2 separate regions of the Homo sapiens genome follow, and region 1 is linked to region 2. Evidence: read pairs that join two places in POLR2A ChIA-PET (ENCODE). Cell type or tissue: B cell. All regions are shown on one strand. Each heading gives the region's core, and the rest is flanking DNA. Links, peaks and the distances in the headings are about the cores only. Region 1 overlaps PANX2 (pannexin 2). Region 2 overlaps PPP6R2 (protein phosphatase 6 regulatory subunit 2).

Region 1 (2,904 bases), core at 126-2,625, 180 kb before region 2:
AAACCTGTCCCTGTTCTCTTCCCCAGGGTGGACGCTCTTCTCTGGCTCCTGGGATTGGCTGTGAGGACAAAACATAAGTAAATAAAATATGCCATTTTCTCAACCAAGAGAGTGGATTCCTTTGCCTTGTCCGGTTTGCTCTTCTCTGAGCCCAGCTCATCTCCAGCTCGATGTCCCCACCGAGGACTCGGGCCTCAGGTCCCAGCTTTTCCTGCCTCTTCCCAGGCTCCCTCCCAAACCCTCCAGAGTCCCCAGGACCCTCAGGGGGATCTGATGACTCATGGGAACCCTCCCTGAGCAGGCTGTCTGGACTGGTAGATGTGCCTCAGTGGTGATGATGGCAGCCGGGAGCTCCGTGTGGGGTCTGAGGGGCTCGTTGCTGAGCCGGGTTCAGGGCTGGAGGTGCCCAGCCCCTGGGCCCCTGTGGGGCATCAACAGTGAATGCTGCTCTTCCCAGAGTGGACAGAGTCTCTAATCCGCCTCGCTTTCCGTCCCTAATTCAGGCCTCGGCACAGACGGACAGGCCTGTCCCTGTTGCTTCTGGTCTGTGGGGAGGGGATTGTGCTGATGTGGGCCCTGCCCTGGGGCTGCTCTTTGGGGCTGGGAGACAAGGCTGAGGCTGGTGTGGGCCTCCGCGCCTGTGCTGTGTGAAGGGCTCAGCCTGAAGAGACTGCACGGTGGCTGGAGGCCCCCAGGCTCTGAGCCTTCCTGGGAAACGTTAGCAAGATCCCAGCCGCTCAGACCCCACACTGGGCCAAGGCGCGAATGTCCTGAACACTTTCACTGCCGTTCGTGTCATTGTCACCTGCAGGCAGAGACAGACTCTTGAGGGAAAACACAGAGTTCAGTAACGACCATTTGCCTGCAGTTCAAGGGACTCCCTCTTTTCAATTTTAGCGGCAGATACCGCAGTCCAGCTGGTGACATCCCCAACCAGCCCCACCTGGTGTCTGGTGTCCCCAGGCTGGCCAGTCCCCAGAACAGTGGGTCTTAGGGAGGCGCCCCTCACCCTCAAGGGTGGGCAGAGCCCACCCTGCCTTCCCGGTGCTGTGGAAACCACCCTGCCAGCTAGCAGCACCTGAGCCAACCGCCTTCCTCCCAGGGGAGCCCGGGCTGTACACGGCCTGTGGCTGGGACCTGGTTTGGGTCCGGCTGTGTGTGGATAGAAGAAGGACCCTGGCTGGGAGTCCTGGCCTGCCTTGGCCCTCTCTGGGATTTGGTTTCCCCTTGTGCACACAGGGCTTTGTGACATTTGGAGAGGCGCATGGCTCAGGTGGTTTCGCAGGCGGTCATGGCTTCCACCTGCAGGTGCCCCGCAGCTGACCTCGTGGGGGTAGTCAGGGCGGGACCCCCACACCACCGTGGTGGGGGGAGGGGGTGGGGTTCATCTGGGCAACCGCAGGTGCTGTGTGGGAGGAGGCTGGAGAGGCTCCTGGGAGGGGTTCGGCAGGGACGCGGTCAGGTCCAGCCCGGTTTCTTCAGCCCAGCCCGTGCGCCTCCCCGCCCCAGCCCGTGTCTCCTCTTTGCCCCCAGAGGAACCCATTTACTGTTACACCCCGCACAACTTCACGCGCGACCAGGCGCTGTACGCCCGCGGCTACTGCTGGACGGAGCTGCGGGACGCGCTGCCCGGCGTGGACGCCAGCCTGTGGCCGTCGCTGTTTGAGCACAAGTTCCTGCCCTACGCGCTGCTGGCCTTCGCCGCCATCATGTACGTGCCCGCGCTGGGCTGGGAGTTCCTGGCCTCCACGCGCCTCACCTCCGAGCTCAACTTCCTGCTGCAGGAGATCGACAACTGTTACCACCGGGCGGCCGAGGGCCGCGCGCCCAAGATCGAGAAGCAGATCCAGTCCAAGGGCCCGGGCATCACGGAGCGCGAGAAGCGCGAGATCATCGAGAACGCGGAGAAGGAGAAGAGCCCGGAGCAGAACCTGTTCGAGAAGTACCTGGAGCGCCGCGGCCGCAGCAACTTCCTGGCCAAGCTGTACCTGGCGCGGCACGTGCTGATCCTGCTGCTGAGCGCCGTGCCCATCTCCTACCTGTGCACCTACTACGCCACGCAGAAGCAGAACGAGTTCACCTGCGCGCTGGGCGCGTCCCCGGACGGGGCGGCAGGTGCGGGGCCCGCGGTGCGCGTGAGCTGCAAGCTCCCGTCCGTGCAACTGCAGCGCATCATCGCGGGCGTGGACATCGTGCTGCTGTGCGTCATGAACCTCATCATCCTCGTCAACCTCATCCACCTCTTCATCTTCCGCAAGAGCAACTTCATCTTCGACAAGCTGCACAAGGTGGGCATCAAGACGCGCCGGCAGTGGCGCCGCTCGCAGTTCTGCGACATCAACATCCTGGCCATGTTCTGCAACGAGAACCGCGACCACATCAAGTCGCTCAACCGGCTGGACTTCATCACCAACGAGAGCGACCTCATGTACGACAACGTGGTCCGGCAGCTGCTGGCGGCGCTGGCGCAGTCCAACCACGACGCCACCCCCACGGTGCGCGACTCGGGGGTGCAGACCGTGGACCCCAGCGCCAACCCCGCCGAGCCCGACGGCGCCGCCGAGCCGCCCGTGGTCAAGCGGCCGCGCAAGAAGATGAAGTGGATCCCCACCAGCAACCCGCTTCCGCAGCCCTTCAAGGAGCCGCTGGCCATCATGCGCGTGGAGAACAGCAAGGCGGAGAAGCCGAAGCCCGCGCGCAGGAAGACGGCCACGGACACGCTGATCGCGCCGCTGCTGGACCGCTCCGCCCACCACTACAAGGGCGGAGGGGGCGACCCGGGCCCCGGCCCCGCCCCTGCCCCCGCCCCGCCGCCCGCCCCTGACAAGAAGCACGCGCGCCACTTCTCCCTGGACGTGCACCCCTACATCCTCGGCACCAAGAAGGCCAAGGCCGAGGCGGTGC
Region 2 (2,904 bases), core at 171-2,670:
GTTATTACGTTATTACTGTTGTGTCTCAGGGAGTAGGGAGCCCTGAGGAGAGGGGGAGAGACTCAGGGAAATGGCCGGTCAGAACTTACGCAGCGTTTATTAAGTTTGCTATCCTATATGGGCACGGTTTGTAGTTTCCCAAAACAATTAAAATAGTAACATCAAACATCACCGATAACAGGTCACCATAACAGATAAAATAATAATGAAAGAGTTTGAAATATTGTGAGAATTACCAGAATGCAACACAGAGACACGAAGTAAGCACATGCTGTTGGAAAAATGGCACCCCTCGACGTGCTTGACGCAAGGTTGCTACCAGCCTTTAATTTGTAGAAAGCACATTACCTGCGAAGCACAATGAAGGGAAGCACGTTAGACAAAGTACGCCTGTGTTGTTTTCCATTTCACAGATGAGGAAATGGAAATAAACAGCAAGTAGATGATAGAGGCAAGATTTGTACCCCAGGTAGTGTGACTCAAAAGCCTCTCCCTTTTTTTTTTTTTTTGTTAAGGGAAAGGCTAACTTTTAAAAATATTTTTAAAAAATTTTAATAGATTCCCTAGAAGAATAGAGGAAGAACAAAGAAAATTAAAAGAATACATTTTGGAATTGTAACGATAACTGATTATGTATCAGGCATTTGTGTGTTCTTGTTTATGTTCCAATACAATTTTATTTAGAAAAGCTGACTGGGAGGCCGGGCGCGGTGGCTCATGCCTGTAATCTCAGCACTTTTGGAGGCCGAGGTGGGCGGATCACCTGGGGTCCGGAGTTTGAGACCACCGTGGCCAACATGGTGAAACCCTGTCTCTACTAAAAATACAAAAATTAGCCGGGCATGGTGGCACGTGGCTGTAATTCCAGCTACTCAGGAGGCTGAGGCAGGAGAATCACTTGAACCCAGAAGGTGGAGATTGTAGTGAGCCAAGATCATGCCACTGCACTCCAGCCTGGGCGACGGAGCGAGACTTTGTCTCAAAATAAATAAATAATAAATAAAATAAAATGCCTGGGACTAGAGATGTTTTGGATTTCAAATTTTCTCAGAGTTACCAGTTGAGCTTCCCCAATAAGGAATCTGAAATGCTCCAGTGAGCATGTCCTTTGAGCATCATGTAGATGCTCAACAAGTTTTGGATTGGAGTGCTTTTTTTATTTTTATTTTTTGGCTAGTCAAGTGAAGCACTGGGAGTGGAAAAGGAACACAAACATTTGTAGGTGGGCACGGCGCCTCACACCTGTAATCCCAGCACTTTGGGAGGCTGAGGTGGGTGGATCACCTGAGGTCCGGAGTTTGAGACCAGGCTGGCCAACATGGTTAAACCCTGTCTGTACTAAAAATACAAAAATTAGCCGGGCATGGTGGCAAGCGCCTGTAATCGCAGCTACTCAGGAGGCTGAGGCAGGGGTTGCAGTGAACCGAGATCATGCTACTGCACTCCAGCCTGGATGACAGTGAGACTCTCTCTCGTACACGTACATACAAATCTGTAACTGGTTGTGATCAATTAGTTGTAAAAGCTGCTGCACCTGGATCAGCCTTTTTTTTTTTTTTTTTTGAGACAGTCTCATTCTGTGTCACCTAGGTTGAGTGCAGTGGCACAGTCACAGCTCACCACAGCCTTGACCTGCCAGGCTCCTGAGTAGCTGAGACTACAGGTGCCTGCCACCATGCCTGGCTAATTTTTTATTTTTTGTGGAGACAGGGCCTTGCTCTATTGCCCAGGCTGATCCTGAACTCCTGGACTTAAGCGATCCTCCCACCTCAGCCTCCCAAAGTACTGGGACTACAGGCGTGAGCCACTTTGCCTGGCCCAGGATTTCAATTTCACGATTTTTGGTTTAGGGATACTCCTCCTATATTGGAAATCCTGTTATATCCACATACAGCAAGCAGCCTTCTTTTTTTTTTTTTTTTTTTCTTTTTTGAGACAGAGTCTCGCTCTGTAGCCTAGGCTGGAGTGCAGCGGCGTGATCTCGGCTCACTGCAAGCTCCGCCTCCCAGGTTCATGCCATTCTCCTGCCTCAGCCTCTCCGAGTAGCTGGGACTGCAGGTACCTGCCACCACGCCCGGCTAATTTTTTGTATTTTTAGTAGAGAAGGGGTTTCACTGTGGTCTCGATCTCCTAACCTCGTGATCGGCCGCCCGCCTTGGCCTTCCAAAGTGCTGGGATTACAAGCGTGAGCCACTGCGCCCGGCCTTTTTTTTTTGAGATAGAGTCTCGCTCTGTCGCCCAGGCTGGAGTGCAGTGGTGCGATCTTGGCTCACTGCAAGCTCCGCCTCCTGGATTCACGCCATTCTCCTGCCTCAGCCTCCTGAGTACCTGGGACTACAGGTGCCCGCCACCACACCCAGCTAATTTTTTTCTATTTTTAGTAGAGACGGGGTTTCACTGTGTTAGCCAGGATGGTCTCGATCTCCTTACCTCATGATCCGCCCGCCTCGGCCTCCCAAATTGCTGGGATTACAGGGGTGAGCCACTGCGCCTGGCACAGCCTTATTCTTTAAAATGGAAAAAAAAAAACCAAAAAAAAAGCTTTTAAAAATTTTTCTCTTTTAAAAAGTGTACACATAACACATAATTGTATATATTTATGGGGTACATAGTGATGTTTTAATACCTATAGTGTATTTCCCTCTTTTTTTTTTTTTGAGACGGAGTCTCGCTCTGTCACTCAGGCTGGAGTGCAGTGGCGCGATCTCGGCTCACTGCAAGCTCCGCCTCCCAGGTTCATGCCATTCTCCTGCCTCAGCCTCCAGAGTAGCTGGGACCACAGGCGCCCGCCACCACGCCCGGCTAATTTTTTCTATTTTTTTAGTAGAGACGGGGTTTCACCGTGTTAGCCAGGATGGTCTCGATCTCCTGACCTCGTGATCTGCCTGCCTCGGCCTCCCAAAA

The links. Peaks named below come from ENCODE experiments on the same cell type or tissue, not always from the same donor. Only the 100,000 strongest peaks of a DNase experiment are listed, where the experiment ranks them.
Region 1: POLR2A ChIA-PET joins it to region 2 with 11 read pairs; 3 of 35 experiments call an interaction of 5 or more read pairs at or near these places.

The regions. Positions count from the first base shown.
Region 1 is chr22:50,175,406-50,178,309 of GRCh38, forward strand. It overlaps PANX2 (pannexin 2), which reads left to right. Exons shown (of 3, transcript NM_052839.4): 2 at 1,534-2,904. Among named protein-coding and RNA genes, the nearest start is that of PANX2, 6.1 kb to the left of the region's middle. In B cell, for the core only: no CTCF peak of the experiment used is centred there; a DNase peak (open chromatin) is centred at 1,085.
Region 2 is chr22:50,353,324-50,356,227 of GRCh38, forward strand. The region is part of intron 1 of PPP6R2 (protein phosphatase 6 regulatory subunit 2); the gene reads left to right. Among named protein-coding and RNA genes, the nearest start is that of PPP6R2, 11 kb to the left of the region's middle. In B cell, for the core only: no CTCF peak of the experiment used is centred there; no DNase peak of the experiment used is centred there.